2 separate regions of the Homo sapiens genome follow, and region 1 is linked to region 2. The links are chromatin loops, found by intact Hi-C in ENCODE. Cell type or tissue: heart left ventricle. All regions are shown on one strand. Region 1 overlaps TNIK (TRAF2 and NCK interacting kinase). Region 2 overlaps TNIK (TRAF2 and NCK interacting kinase).

Region 1 (8,000 bases), 110 kb before region 2:
GCAGCTCCGGGCAACTAATACACCCTTCTGGAGAGAAGTTCATGAGAACTAATTTAATGCACAACACCATGGTGCACTAATGTGTGGGTCAATGATTGAATTTGGATGAAAGAATGAATAGAGTATTGTGTTTGCTCTCTTCAGTGGTAAGAGATCAGGGTGAGTTCAGGATATTTGTTCCATTTCAGTTGTCTATTAACAGGAAAAAATGTGGATTCACAGTTCACGTCATCATCAGTTGAGAAGGCTGGCTGAATAATGGCCCGTGTGGTTGTCTTTAGAAATAAAGCTGTGTTTTTGTCACTGTGGCCAAGGGGGATATAAATAAGCTAGTCACTAAATGTTAAAATGGTGGCAACTCTTCCCTTTCTGCTTTCAAAGCAGAATCTTAGTCCTCACATCTCCTACCCCTGCTTCCTCAGGCAATTCGTGTTTTTCCCTCTGGTTGAAAGGCTCACTTCAGGATAAAGCAGGAGGGGGGGTTTGTGGTTGTTGTTACTAATGACTTTTAGATCTTGTGTTGCATTTTATATTTTCAGAACATTTTACAGTTGTTGATTGAGTTCCCTAGCACTCAGGAATTTGTGATATTAAAATGCTTTTTGTTTGCAAAGGACAAAGATGTTCAGTGATACTTGAAAGCTACACTAATCAGATATTCATGAGTATGGGGTGCGGCCTGACCTCCCTTCTGCCTCCTGAATCCTTCTCCTCACTCTAGATTCAGGACAGTGCCACCTCTATAAATGATCCCCTCAAGCCTCATAACTCTCTATCGTTTTATTGTGTTTTATTATTTATTTATTTATTGTTTGTGTGGGTTTTCCCTAGTAGATTATGAGGTTTTGGAGGACAGGTAACCACACTCACCCAGCAGGCATGCAGGAACTATCTCTTGAATGAACAAGCGAATTAATGAGTGAATGAAATTACTAGAACTGACTTAGGCCAGGAATTTCTCATCTTTTAGCAGCTACTTCCCATTTTATACATCCAAGATCATATCCGTGAAACCACAGTGAGTCTTTAGACAAATTACAGAGAGGCAGAAATGGGATGGCAACATCAACTTGGAGAACCTCTGGATCAGCCATAGGCTCTACATGGATCTTCTGGTCTCGCTGTCATGGAGGATTGAGTCATATTTTCAAGGCTGTCCTCTTGAGACCACTGCTCAGAGGTGCCAGTCAAAGGTCTCAGGGTCATAGGCAGAGGGGGAAGGCCAGATAGGCCACTGTGGCTCTGAGTATAGAGGGATAAGGCTAAAGTAGAGGTTCTCATAATCCAGAAATCGTCTCTGATGCTGGAAGTCTTCAGCTGCACTAAGAGATGTGGTTGTAAAGGGACTCCAGCAACAGAAAGCATAGCCATCCTCACCTCTTGAGAATGAGCTTTGTTTTGCTTATGTTATTTTACTTTTCATCTATATATCTGCGTGCTTATGAACATCCTGTAATATGGCACCAAGTATTAAACATTTATGGAGCAACTGAAATATTCAGGATAGAATGTTTAAATTAGCGCTGGTCTCTGCCTTCCTTCCTGCCTGTGTGTTTCTCTGTTTTGTACCCTAGCCCATTCCGGCAACGACTATAGAGCATCACACTTATCAGATGATGTCATACCGTGCCCGGATGAAAGCTAGTTCTCAAGGCACTCAGATCATGGCACAAAACAAAGAGGAAAGATGTGTCTTTAAGTCATTCATTTAGCACTATAACTGCATTTTCAGAGGGAACTTCTATCCATGTTTATTCTCAAGATTGAAGGACTCAGTGCAGCTCTCGTGGTGACAGATTGGCTCTTCTTGTGTGTTTTTTCTCTTGCTGTTTAGACGTAAGGACCCCTTTTCTCCCACCTCAACATGGCTACATGTTTGTTATTTCATGATAATTTTTAAAAAAATCATAAGTGAACCTTCACACTGTTAGAATTATTTAATTGTAAGTGAATATCTTATTAGAATTATTTTTACCTGCAAGACTACTCTTTTATGTAACAACTGTCTAATGACAAAAGTGGTAATTATATACTTTGCTACCTACAAATGATAGGAAAACAGAGTAAGCTATTTCTGGGGCCCTCTCTGCCACTCATTCTGTGAGGCCTCCATCACATCACCTGACCCCTCACATCCACAGCTTTCCTAATCTTTAACATGAACAGGTTGAAGTTGAGGATCCCTAATTTCCCTTCCAGATCCACTGTTCTGTGATTCTAGGTATGTGTAACCCAGCTATTTAAAAAAAAAGAAAGAAAGAAAGAAAGAAAGAAAGAAAGCTAAATGTTGGTAGAGAGTATCACAAAAAAATAACAAAGATACACTTTAAAAAATTGGTCAAGCTGCAATCCTTAGAGGCAATATTCCTGGTTTTGAGTTTATAAACTACCTGCTGGTAAAATCTCTTCAGTAGTTTCTACACATTTGCATTCTTCCTTCGTTTTCAAAACACTGTCTCGGTGACTGCAAAGTGATTCCCCTGATGTATAATCTCTTATTCGGCGTAGCACCCTGGGAGGATGCGAGATCCACGTGGAGAAGTTAAGCACACACAGATCTGCAAGGTCAGAAGTACATTAAATGGCACGCTGTGGTCCAAGACTTTCATCTTTAAGCATCAGTAATTGCCATGAATACTCAAGGAGGTGCCCTGTGTGAGAGCTGCTGGATTTGAGCCATAAGCCATAGTTCAGGAATATGAATCTTGTGAAAGCCAAAGTAGTAATATTGTCAGAGACACACAGGTAAGGCCATGAATGAATAAACTGGACATCGTGACATTCCAGCTGAAAAAAGAGCAATTTATTAAGTTTCAGCACCATAGATGAAGGAAACTGGTAAATTTACTGGATGTATTTTAGGAACTTAAAAATTGATGATGAAACAGGAAAGAGACCCCAGCTAAAAGAAAACTTCTGGCACAAACAATTCAAAGCACCCAGTTAAATAGATCTTCTGACCCATTGGATACCCACCAAGAACAAGGCAATTTGGGCACATCCAAAGTGGTTTGTGTGGGTAGTCGTTAAAACCTGAGTATTACTTCAATTATCTGAGACCTAACGGAGGGCAGTTATTCTAAATAGTCAGGCTACCACCCTCTAGATGCAACTGTTTTTTTTAAGTTTGAAAACGGAAATATTTAAAATAATATACTACATATAGTTACATAGAACTATTTTCATATAAAAATAATATTTTTCTGATAATTTTGGAAGAATTAGAAAAACACAGAGCTCGCAAATGGATCATCTCACTATCCAGAGATAACTTTTATTAATCTTTTGATGTATTTCCTTCCAGTCCCCCCATATTTTAAACTTATTATATATTCATTTGTGGACATATTTTTAAAATCAGATATGCCAGTCTAGCCCTTTTTTTTTTTTTTTTTTTTTTTTTTTTAATCTGGAGCTGCCGTTAGGGACAGCTGAGGAAGTGCAGAGCAATGCCACAAAATGTCTCCCCTCCCTTTTTTTCTCCACAGCCCAGATGGCTAAGATTTGTGGTGGGTGGGCAGGCGCACCCGCCCCCAACCCCCGAAGTCACATGTACTCTTGGTGGCTTTGGCACTTCCTGACCTTGCGTGTATGTTTGCTGCTGGAATCCTTCACACTCTTGCCAATGCGGCTATAAAAATCTAGGTGGCTGAGTTTTTGCTTATCTGAATTACAGGAAAGTTGATGATGAAAGAGGGAAATATTAATGATGGGTTTTGTTCTCTAAATTCCTTTGTAAAGAAAGGATGTGATTTGTTCTATTCTTCCACTCACATAACTTGTTAAAATAATGGGAAAGCCAGGAAAAAAGTGTTTGGAGAATGATGGTGAATACTTTTGGGTTAGTTGGGCTCAGGTGACATGCTTGTTTTCTGGGGGAAGGTTCTCAATACTAAGAGATTACTTCCAGGTGGCAACCCAATGTAGAAAAATCAGCGTGTGCTCTGGAATCAGACAAACCCAGATCTGAATTCTGGTTTTTCTTCCCTCTTTTGTGTCATCTTAAGCAAGTTACTTAGTTTCCGTGAGCATCAGTTTCTTCATCTATGTACTACAAGTGATGGATGCATACTTCTCAAATGTTTAGGGAGCTTAAATGGAAATATACTTGGAGTTCCTAGCACACAGTAGGTGCTTACTCGTGAGCTTGTTCCTTCTGCATTTCCCAGCTGTTTCTGGAAAGTGTGCTGTCATCAGCAAGTGAGTGAATAATAATTGTATGCTAATATTTACCCACACAAATACTTCGCGCAAAACTATTCGTATAATGTTAATCAGTGAAAAAGGTTCTCATCATGTATTATGAGTTGAATTTTCTTTCCCGTCTATTAACAAACTTTGAATGGGAAAGCTACTGAATTGAATTTTTTTTCTCTCTCTCTCTCTGCTATACTGTGGGGACATGCTTTTATATTTGCAAATAAAGCTCACATATATCTTTTTATTACATTCTCACCATCCCACCAGAATTTTAATGAGTAGGAGCGGTGAGTGGAGATTGAGATTCAGGGGCCACTTGTGTTTGAGCTGACAAGATATACACATTTGGGGAAACAGAACATGATCTGAATTAACTGGGAAGCACATGTTTCATAAGTGCTTGATATATTCCTGAAAGAAAATTAAAAAGTAAATATTTTTGCTTGTTGCAGCCATTCTAAAGAGTGTGCTATCAGCTTTCTTTTTGTTTGTTTGTTTGTTTTTTAACTCTGCTTATCAACATGTAAGGTGAGGGACTAGTAGACTTTGTATTATAATGCTTGAAAAGAAAAGCTTTATTTAAATATCAAATATGAACATGTAACAAGAGATTGCTTAACAACTGTGTAGAATAGGAAAAAGAATTGGAAAATTTTCATACAAAAAGTAAAAGAAATTGAGGGGAGGGAAACAAATGAATCCAAACTCTTATTTTCTTTTCTCTGTTAACTTTCAGGAAGGCCAAAATGAGATTTAATGTACTGTATGAAGTATCTTGTAGCTTTGCTGTTTTGTTCATTTGCTTACCCTTTTATCTCTCTTAAATTTTAATTTCTAAATCTATAGCCCTACATTCATTAATTGATTTGGTTATCAAACATCTTTTCTGTGCTAGTTTTAGGAGAAAGAAAAATTTCCCCTAAAATTGTAAATTTTGATTTACAATTGTGACTGTAAATCTCATAATCTTGGTGGGTTGCAATCCTGTAAACAAAAATGATGGCTCAGCAGCTCTATAAGAGGCTGCATTAGATTCAGTATGAGCCCAGTCCCACTGTTTGTGGAGGGAGAAGATGCAGTCCAGACAAGTCCATAGCTTCAACTGTGAGTCATATAGTTTGCCAGGCAGAGAGCTATGGGAGGTATTACCAAAGAGGCAGTAGCATGTGTCTTTTATCATGGATCATTTCAATTTTTTAAAAAAGTAGGTATGTTATAAATAATAATGAAAAATGAGTAAAGAAGTAAAGGTGGTAACTAACATGGGAAGAAGTTAAGTAATAGGTAAGGAAGTGTGTGATTAAGAGCTCCAGTGAGTGGCTGTGATGATGGGATTTCAGAAAAAGGATTTCTTTGCAAAAGCAGAGAGGAAGAATAGCAGATGGTGAATGAGATAAAGTTTTTCTCCCCAAGAGGACAACTAGGAAGCAAAAATCCAGAGAAAGGAAAAGTCTGGGCTACTGGTGAAAGCTGGACTTCAAGAAAAATAGTTTAAGGATGTTTAAGTTTTTTAGTTTTTAGACACCCAGCTGCTTGTGTGACACCACATTGCAAAGTTATTATTTAGTAATATTTTGAATGAAAGGTCTCTCTTCATAAAACCCCCACCCTTTACAAACTATTAGTCTCAGAAACCCTTTACATTCTTAAAAGTTACTGAGGACTTCAAGAAGCTTTTGTTTATGTTAGTTATATCTACCAATGTTTATTGTAAGATCAGTAATTGGGAGTTTATTAAATATAATGAAGCATTTTTTTAAACTTTGATTTTGGTTCAGGGGTGCACGTGCAAGTTTGTTCTACAGATAAATTGCATGCTTCAGGGGTTTGGTGTACATATTATTTGTTCACCCAGATGGTAAGCATAGTACATGATAGATAGTTGTTTGATCCTCACCCTCCTCCCATCCTCCACTTTCCAGTAGGCCCTGTTGTCTGTTGTTCCCTTCTTTGTGTCCAGGTGTACTCAATGTTTAGCTCTCACTTATTAAGTGAGAATATACAGTATTTGGCTGTCTTTTCCTGTGTTATTTTACTTGGGATGATGACCTCCAGCTCCATCCATGTTGCTGCAAAAGACATGGTCTCATTCTTTCTCATGGATGCATAGTATTCCATGGTGTATATGTACCACATTTTTTTTTTCCAGTCTACCAATGATGGGCATTTAGGTTGATTCCATGTTTCTGTTACTGTGAATAGTGCTACAGTGATCATAACATGTGCATGTGTCTTTATGGTAGAATGATTTATATTCCTTTGGGTATATATGCTGTAATGGGATTGCTGGTTCAAAATGGTAGTTCTGTTTTTAAGTGCTTTGAGAAATCACCGAACTGCTTTCCATAGTGGCAAAATGAATTTACATTTCCACCAGCAGTGTATAAGCATTCCCTTTTCTTTACAGCCTTGTCAGCATCTGTTGTTTTTTGACTTTTTAATAACCATTCTAACTGGTGTGAGATGGTATTTCATTGTGGTTTTGGTTTGCATTTCTCTAATGATTAGTGATGTTGAGCATTTTTTCATATGCTTGTTGGATGCATGTATGTCTTCTTTTGAAAAGTGTTCATGTCCTTTGCCCACTTTTAAGTGGTGGTGTTTGTTTTTTGCTTGTTCAATTAAGCTCCCTATGGAGTCTGGATATTAGGCCTTTGTGAGATGCATAGTTTGCAAATATTTTGTCCCATTCCATAAGTTGTTTGCTTTCTTGAAAGTTTCTTCTGCTGTGCAGAAGCTCTTTGATTTAATTAGGTCCTATTTGTTAATTTTTGGTTTTGTTTGAATTGCTTTTGGCATCTTTGTCATAAAATCTTTGCCAGGGCCTATGTCTAGAATGGTATTTCCTGGGTTTTCTTCAAGGATTTTTATAGTTTTAAGTTTTACATTGAAATTTTTGATGCATTTTTGAGTTGATTTTTGTGTGTGGTGTAAGGAAGGGGTGCAGGATGGCTAACCAGTTATCTCAGCACCATTTATTGTATAGGGAATCCTTTCCCCATTGCTTGTTTTTGTCAGCTTCGTCAAAGATCAGGTGGTTGTAGGCGTGTGTCTTTATTTCTGGGTTCTCTGTTCTGTTTCATTCATCTATATGTCTGTTTTTGTACTAGTACCATGCTGTTTTGGTTACTATAGCACTGTAGTATAGTTTGAAGTCTGGTAATGTGATGCTTCTTGCTTGCTTCTTTTTCCTAGGATTGTTTTCACTACTCAGGCTCTTTTTTGGTTCCATATGAATTTTATAATAGTTTTTTCTAATTCTGTGAATAATGTCATTGGTAGTTCAATAGAAATAGCATTTAATCTGTAAATTGCTTGGGATAGGATGGCCAATTTAACAATATCGATTCTTCCAGTGATAGATTTTTCAAGTACAAGAATATATAAACATTTCATTAGCTGCAGAGTGATAACGTCATCTCGTGGCACATAGCCTCTGGAAAATTTCACTGTACAATTGTGAAGAATGAGAATGAAAAAGTCTTATAACATTATAGTATTATTATAAAGATGTCTTGACCTCATGGACCCCTGAAAGGGTCTCAGAGATCCTCAGAGGTCCCCAAACCACTTTGAGAACCATCCCAGACCATTGACAGGAGATGTTTATACTCAAGATTTGGGATGATTGTGCTGATTCTTTCATTTAGTCAACTGTCAGTTCTTTTTCCAGGATAAATAGGCTTATACGCAGTTTTGAAAATGAAGGCTGAATTTCACAAATCACTTGTGGTCTGGAATTGGTACTACTAGTGGTAAAAAAGTAAGAAAACTCAAAACAACAAAGAACGAAATTCAAT
Region 2 (8,000 bases):
TTAATGTAGATTTATAACCATCTCCCAGCATATCACCTGAGCTAGAACAGCTATTTCTAGATGAGCCACACCTAGCTATTAATTTCATTCATTTTGTGAGATGGGCCAGATAGAAAAGTTGGTTTTCATGTTAAGTTGAATTATTAAAATTGGGGTAATTGGGGTGTTTATTTACGAATCGTTGGTTGAGGGAAGGAGAGGGGTGGTTAATAGGGCTTGACTCTTTTTCGCCCTTTTGCAGATCCTGAGATGTTTTAAGTTGGAAGAAGAATTAGTCATGATAAACTTTGCTGGGTCCAGTGAAGTTAATTGACTTTCCCCGGGCCTCAAAACTCATTAGTGGATGATGCAGGACCAGATTGCAGACATCCTAAAACATAACACTTTAGCTTGGTTGGAAGTTCTGTGAAAGCCCCCTGGAAGTTTTTGTTAAAAACTGAGCAAAATCTTCAGTCCATTTTCAGATAGGTACTTGGAGAAAGCAGCACACCTGCTGGCATCTGCATGGTGTTAATGGGAGGTATTGTACTCTGGAAATGAGTCACTTCCCACTAGTTCTCACCCTGGCCAATTGCTCTTCTCATGGAGATGGCTGTTGTTGCTGGGAACCAAAAGCCTGATGTGTATGTGTTCATTTATTTACTCCCCAGTCATTCATTCATTCTTCCATATATATATATATATATACACGAACATATATATCTCCATATATTCATTTATTTGTCTGTGTGTACATACATATGTATATGTATATATTATCATATCATCATATATATACATGGCTAGTATAGATACATATATATACTGGCTAGGCACAAGGCACTCTTCCAAGCACTCAGGATATAACAGTGAACAAAATTTATGAAAGTACTTATTTTAATGCAGCTTACATTCTTGCTGTAGACTACAAACAATAAACATAATAAATAAGACAATTACAGAGGATGCTGGAAGCTAGTAAGTACCTGGTGGAGTACTAATTGGGAATGCAGGTAAGGGTTGCAATGTGTTATGGACTAAACATTTGTGTGCCCCCAAAATTCATATATTGAAATCCTAACTTTCAATGTGATGGTATTAGGAGGTGAGGCCTTTGGCAGGTGATCAGGTGATGAGGGTGGAGCCCTTATAAATGGGATTAGTGCCCTCATAAAAAGAACCCAGAGAGCTCCCTTGCTGTCTTTCTGAGAAGTTAACAGTCTGCAACCTGGATCCAGATCATTCAGGGCTTTGCAGGCCATTGGAAAGACCTCGGCTTTTACTCTGCATTAGGTGGGAGAGCCATGGAGGGTTTTGAACATGGAGTGAGGGGGATGGGATCTGACCCACATACTGAAGGGGTCACTTCAGTTGCTGGCTTGCGAATAGACCAGATGGGTCAAGGAGAGAAACAGGAGACCAGTTAGGAAACTGTTTTAGTAAGTGAATCCCCTTCCTGAACTTGATGAAGGGGGGATCTGCAAGTAGTGAGCACTTCCAAACTGGACCACATGGGGAGGAATTCTGCCATCACATTCAACTTACCCCACTTCAATTAAATGCAATTAACTGCAGGTAACAAAATGTGGAAGTTACAGCTCCTACATTCTGCCAGGTTTGAAGGACAAAGGGCCTAGCACTCGTCAGACTCGCGTCTATGCAGAGGGCTGCTCTGACCATCCCTTCTAGCAATTGTCTAGTAGCTTCTTTCTTACCAAAGATGAAGATAAAAGCTATGAAAGGCCTCATAAGGGCAAGAGCGTCATTTCTTTTCCTAGTTGATTGATGTGGTGACAAATCAAGAAAGAACTAGGAAGAAGAAAGACAGAAACATAATAGTTAGGAAATTAATATCAGATTACAATATTGGTGGGAACACAGTCATAGAATATAACAGTACATACTTATTCCAAGGCCTCTGACTCACTAAATTTGGGGCATTCTCTGTTAATAAGAACAATGGTAGGAAATATTTATCACCTGCTTACCATGGGCCAAGTACTATGCTTGTTTACTTTGTCATATTATCTTATTAGATTTTTGCAGCCATTCTGCAAATCAAGTATTATCCCTACTCTGCAGATGGAGGAAACTAGGCTCAGAGAGTCCAGAAGTTTGTCCAAGGTCTTATAGCAAGTCCGTGATGAAGCCAGCATGCTAGCTAACCCCAAGCTGTCTGATTCCAGAATCAAGCCCTTAAACCCTACACTCTTCTCCTTTGGTCATGAAAAATAGTTCTGATATCAGAAGCTGATGTTCTAAATAGGATTGAAGATTTATGTTTAAATAAATTTAGTTTAACTTCACCTTTAATCTGTACTCCTCTATTTACCCAATATTCAAAGAGCAAGTAAGACCTGTTAGCTACTAATAAGAGTGCTGTAAACTCTAAGAAATACATTTTGAAAAGTGCGTTAGGTGCTTTGGGAATGTTTTATCAAATAATTGCAAAGGTCATAGATAGTTGACTCTTCAGACTAGTGGCATTTTGTTAGGATTACGTTTGTATAAAAATATTATGAATTATATAGAGGCATGGCCTAAAGCAACTAAAAGCAGCACTTTCTAACATTTATTCTCTGTATTCAGACTACATGAAATATTCCCCAGATATTTATTTTGCTATGGCTGGAGGACAGGTTTGCATATATCCCACTAGCCAATGTATGTCCTGTTTCAGGTGTCTGATTGAATTATAATCTGTACGAATCCTATCAGTCTTGTTGTAGAGATAAACTCTTGTTTAGCACTAGCTCTTTGTGGAAATACAACTACTTCAGATAATGGCCAAGTAATTCTCCTTTATCAACTGCTCAGGGTCTGATCCGGAAATCAAAAAAGGGAGCCCTTTCAATAAAGATTCTGATCTCTCGGAAACAAGGCAAGCTCTGACACACAACATCTCATTCTGCTGCCTATCAGTGATGAGAGGCTCTCCATTTTGCTGCATGCCATTCAGACACTGGGAGGGAGGGAGAAATACTGTTTAGTAAATTAACTAATTTCTCAAAAATTACAATGTGAACTCACACATATTTTGCTGTCTTTTTTGATACCACCATAATACAGGGCTAGAATATCTCGTAACAGGAAATAAATTTGTAATCATCTTCTGAAATGTAGGGTGGTCAAGTAAGATAGCAGATTTTTGCCCTGTAGCGGCTCAATAATCTATTCATCAAGTTTTCACACGGTACACTTGCAGAGCCAAGACTTAAGAAATTATACCGTGTGCGTTTTAAGGACAAAGATTCTGACAGCCTGGGAATCTGGAGACCCAGAGTCAAACCTCGGGAGAACCAATGTGTCTGGCATTTGGATTCTACTTTATAAAAATGATAATATTAGACTAGTTCTTAGTTGGCAAACTGGCAGCCTAGAGGCTAAATGCTGCCATGATAAATATGTTGAGTTTGGTTCACATAAGGTGGTGGTGGTTTAATTATGCCAACATTAGAAAATTTGAGCAGTTTCACAGAAAAGTCTGGATTCTTGAAAAGTTTTGAAAAATAAAATGATCTAGAAATATTGGGCCTGAAATTTCAAATAGTAGCAGTATTTTAGAGCAGTGTACCAGCTGTTTAGAGGGCACATATCAAATTTGCACCAGAGGCCCCAACATCCCCTGTTGTCTTCCATACATACTCAATTTCATGTATTCACATTACTTGCCCAGCCCCTGTGTAAGATCGTCTCAGAATAAGATACTGGGATGAACTAAGAAACAAACTCATTCAACTACCCATGAAAGGTCCTTTTTAGACTCTGCATTGATGTTGGCCACAACTCCTAAACCTAATTCTGCAGTATTTTGGATTTACATTGTTATAGCGTCTTGGCTTGGTAAAAATAATGCCCACTTCAATTTTGATTGTTTTAACATTTAAATGTTAGGTACTGCAGATAATGCCATTAAAAATTTAACCACCCTTGTGTGACGTGGAGGTTGTAGGAAAAAAAAAAAATTAACCACTCATAGCTGAATCCTTTGAACAGTTAAAATTTATCTTTTGTTAATGCTGTGTATCAGAAATGAGGCTTTTAAAACTTGTTTTGATTAGTGTTTGTTACTTTTATAAGTAAACAGCTCCTTTCCTTCATATACAGAGCCTACGTCACTTGTCTGGAGGAGTTATTTAGTCTTGTTATTTGTGAGCAGAAATTTTTAAAAGGTTGAATTTGGCAAATATAGATATGCCTAACATGGTAAGAGGAATGATTGTAAACAGTCTCCCAGTTTCAGAGCTGCCACATTGCAAGACCTATAGAGACACAAGGTAAGTTACGTAGATACAAACACAGATCTGAAGCTACACGTAACTTAATACCTTGCAACTGGTGTGTGTTGAGCTTTAATAGAGCTATTTTATGAATTAATGGGTGATTCTTTGATAAGAATGTGCAATTGATCTCTTCTTTTGTCCCAAAGAATTTCATTTGAACTTTGTTTAAACTTCTTTTCATCTAAGCAAAAGGAAGACTTGATATGTACCCAAAGTTATTTTGCTAATGGTCCATACAACCCTTTTGATTCCTTTTTTTAGATAACTTTTGAGCCAAAGTCTATGTTCCTATTTATATTGTGTTTCTCAAAATCTTCAGCAATCAAGATGATTAGTCCTAAATGCTCTAAAGCTAGCAATTTATTTTCTTTTCCTATTTTCAACCTGTCTGAAAACTGGCTCACCATTCCTCACCCCACATTCTTCTATTTGGGTGTAACATTCCGAGATGCAGAGTTGCAAATTTCTTCAACCTTAAAGTTAGCTTCTATGATTGGATCTTTGGACAAAATTGACATGTAGTGACTTACTCCTACCAAAAAAAAAACATATATATATGCAGAAAATTTTGCATTCATACTGTGGAATTTGAGTCCAGACACCAAATACAAGATGCAGCTAATGTCCGTAACGTTTCTTTAAATGCTATCGTACTGACTCTGGGTTGTCTGTCTCTTGAGACATAGGCGACTTGAGCATTTGTAGTGGGCCTGTCCTTTGGGCAGACTTGTTGTTGCTAAAAATACTAGTTGGCTCGGTATATTCAAACTGTCTTTGCCATGTTCAAGGTAGAGAGTTGTTCACTATCCAGAAGCTTTATTACAAAGTCTAGGACACTTCCCATCCTTGGAACTCATCTTTTTGTCTTTGGAAGTCTTAAAATTTATAGTTCAAGCATTCTCTTTCCCAGTCGAAAAATATAATTCAGAAGCCAAGAGTTTATATATAGATAGATAGATAGTACATGCTAGTTTAAAAATGAATGTAAAAGGCCATTAAAGTTGCTTTTTAAGGTTTGAAATCCCCAAGCTTTACTTCAATTGATTGAAATGATACATGTATTCAAATGTATACCTACCAATTTTTGTATTTTGTATTTCTATACACACATTTTATATTTTGAGACTTAACCTACCTTTTGCACATAAAGCAGCCTTCTGTACCAAAGTTACTGAGTTTGGACTTTGTTTCCACCATCATAAATCATGCAGATGAGATCTGTGGTTATTTTCAGCCACACATGATGAAAATACTCTGTGCCTCATTGATGTTTCTGGGTTAAATCTTTGCAGAATTGTGTTCTTGGAAGTTTGTTCTTCCTATTATTTATTTTTATTTATATTTATTTATTTATTTATTTTGAGACGGAGTTTCGCTCTTGTTGCCCAGGCTGGAGTGCGATGGCTTGATCTCGGCTCACCACAACCTTCGCAGCCTGGGTTCAAGCAATTCTCCTGCCTCAGCCTCCCGAGTAGCTGGGATTACAGGCATGCACCACCACGCCTGCCTAATTCTGTATTTTTAGTAGAGATGGGGTTTCTCCATGTTGGTCAGGCTGGTCTTGAACTCCTGACCTCAGGTGATCTGCCCACCTCGGCCTCCCAAAGTGCTGGGATTACAGGCGTAAGCCACTGTGCCCAGCCCCTATTATTTTCTTAGGGTGCCTTTTAAACTGCTTGGTGCAAACCCTTCTCACTTTAGGAAGACCTTAATCTTCCCGCTTGCACCTCTTCCTGCCCCCTGCCTCCAACCCCTCCTTTTACCATAAAAGAGAAGGGATCTGTTAGTAGTCATTTATTCTTGTGGGTGACTGACTAGTGACATTTGGGAGGAATTAGTTCCTGTCAGGGTATTCTGGGTAAGTATCTGCAATTGTGAAATAACATCCTAAGAGTTCGTTTCTCATTACAGGAACTTAAAACCAATAAACTAGCAAGGGAGTGAATACTTTAGGGACCCCAGGAATCATCCAAACCTTTGACTGCCTTTGAGACTAAATCTTTTAAAATTCTTTTAGAGGTTATTAGGGCAGGAAAGGGAAGTTTAGAAGCCACCACATCTGGTGATTCCATGCTAAAGGCCCCCTGTCTCTTGTGAAGAGATAACCTCAAGCGCTGACTCAGTATTCTGAAATGTCTTCTGGAATCAGCTGAGGCTGAGGACCCTTTACTTAAATATTGTCCTGGAGAGGGGAGAAGCACAGGAAGGCATACTAAGTAACCCCTGACCAACCTCTATGAGAAAACATCCTACGAGAAACATGACAACTGACAAAAACTGCTGACAATCAACCATGCAAATTGTGAAGTGTCAGAACTCTTTGGCTTTTAAAAATTAACCTTTGTTATTTAGATAGTAATAATTACCCATGTCTAAATAATCCAAGCAATTCTTTTCTCTAATAAGTTGGTTGCTCCACACTGTGCTTTTTTTGGACACCTCCTCCAGGCTCAGGCCTAGTCCTCATCCTGCCCCCAACCACCTTCAACTTGACCTTCCTTCTTTCTTCTCAAGTGGTATGCATGTTTATTTAAGTTTCTGACCCAGTTATTTATTTAGGCGGTGTTGAGTGAAAATTTCAAATGTTAGATTCCTTTAAAATTCCTCCACCCCCTATCACCCCTGCCTTCCAAATAAAAAGATCCATTGCCCTGGAATGCACCACTGTGTCTTCTTGCTGTGTGGTACAAATGTAAAACAAAAACAAAAACAAAAACATGTGTCTCTGGTGCTTTTTCATTAATAGAGGTTTTAGAAAAATGTGCCCAGTGCCTTTTACAAATATCTTTCAGCCCTGTCTCTTCACCATCCAAGTGAAGTGGACACTGGGGAGGTATTGATGCTATCTTCCATGTCAGAAACTCTTTCTTTTCGCATTTTTATAAATGCAAAATAGACCAAAGAATAGAAACATCATAAATACATCTTGAGATTTTTGGCTGCTAGCAGCATTATATCCATAGTCACAATTAATGTTCACATCAAACCTGTAAGGTTGATGCTTTTATTTTGTATTTTATCATAGTGGTAGTGGTGGGGAGAGAGACATTGCTAAGCCCAGGGTGGTTAGGGAACATACCCAAGGACACATAACTAGTAATTGAGAGAGCAACGTGCTTTCACCCTGCTCAAGTTACTTAATGAGTGTAGACTATGGATAAAGTGCAGACTGTAAGCTCTATTTCCAAATACAGAAAAAGGAAGTTAGGTGAAGAAGAATTAACGAAGCATTTGTAAATCGCTTCACCCAGTGCCTGGCACATGGTAAATTCTCAGTAAATGTTAGAAAGTATTATTATCCCAGTATAAACTCTTTGAGAACTTTCTTTCAGGGAGAATTTTAATGACCCATTATTTCTTACTAGTGAGATGTGAAGTTATTGACTTATCACTGCTGAGCTTGGCATGTTGAGCTCTGTTTCTGTTTATTAATGTGATGAGGTTACTTATGGGGAGGGAGGATCCCTGCTGTGTGGTGGCGGTAATTATCAGCATTGCTGTGTGGCTGTAGGAACCAATTGCTAGCAAGTGCTGTTTTTTTTCTTTTTTTTTTTTAAATCCCATTATATAATTTAACAATCATTTTGTTCCATAGTGAGAGGAAAAGAATTTAGCAGCCTTCAGCTGGAGCTGAATGGGAAAGCAAATTATAGAAATCACTGACAGTAGTGCCTGGCTAGAGTAGGATTGTTTCCTACTGAATATTTGAAAGTATGTTGTCCAATCTAATTTTGAAAG

What was found. A loop is a pair of places that touch in the nucleus more often than their neighbours do. Peaks named below come from ENCODE experiments on the same cell type or tissue, not always from the same donor. Only the 100,000 strongest peaks of a DNase experiment are listed, where the experiment ranks them.
Region 1: a loop joins it to region 2, with 2.3 times the contacts of the local background. A loop is called at or near these places in 8 of 110 quality-filtered maps.

Annotation. Positions count from the first base shown.
Region 1 is chr3:171,307,520-171,315,519 of GRCh38, reverse strand. All of the region lies in intron 2 of TNIK (TRAF2 and NCK interacting kinase), which reads left to right. Among named protein-coding and RNA genes, the nearest start is that of TNIK, 150 kb to the left of the region's middle. In heart left ventricle, no CTCF peak of the experiment used is centred here; no DNase peak of the experiment used is centred here; H3K27ac peaks cover 1,007 bases.
Region 2 is chr3:171,199,023-171,207,022 of GRCh38, reverse strand. All of the region lies in intron 4 of TNIK (TRAF2 and NCK interacting kinase), which reads left to right. Among named protein-coding and RNA genes, the nearest start is that of MIR569, 96 kb to the right of the region's middle. RefSeq lists a silencer at 448-627 and an enhancer at 154-763. In heart left ventricle, no CTCF peak of the experiment used is centred here; no DNase peak of the experiment used is centred here.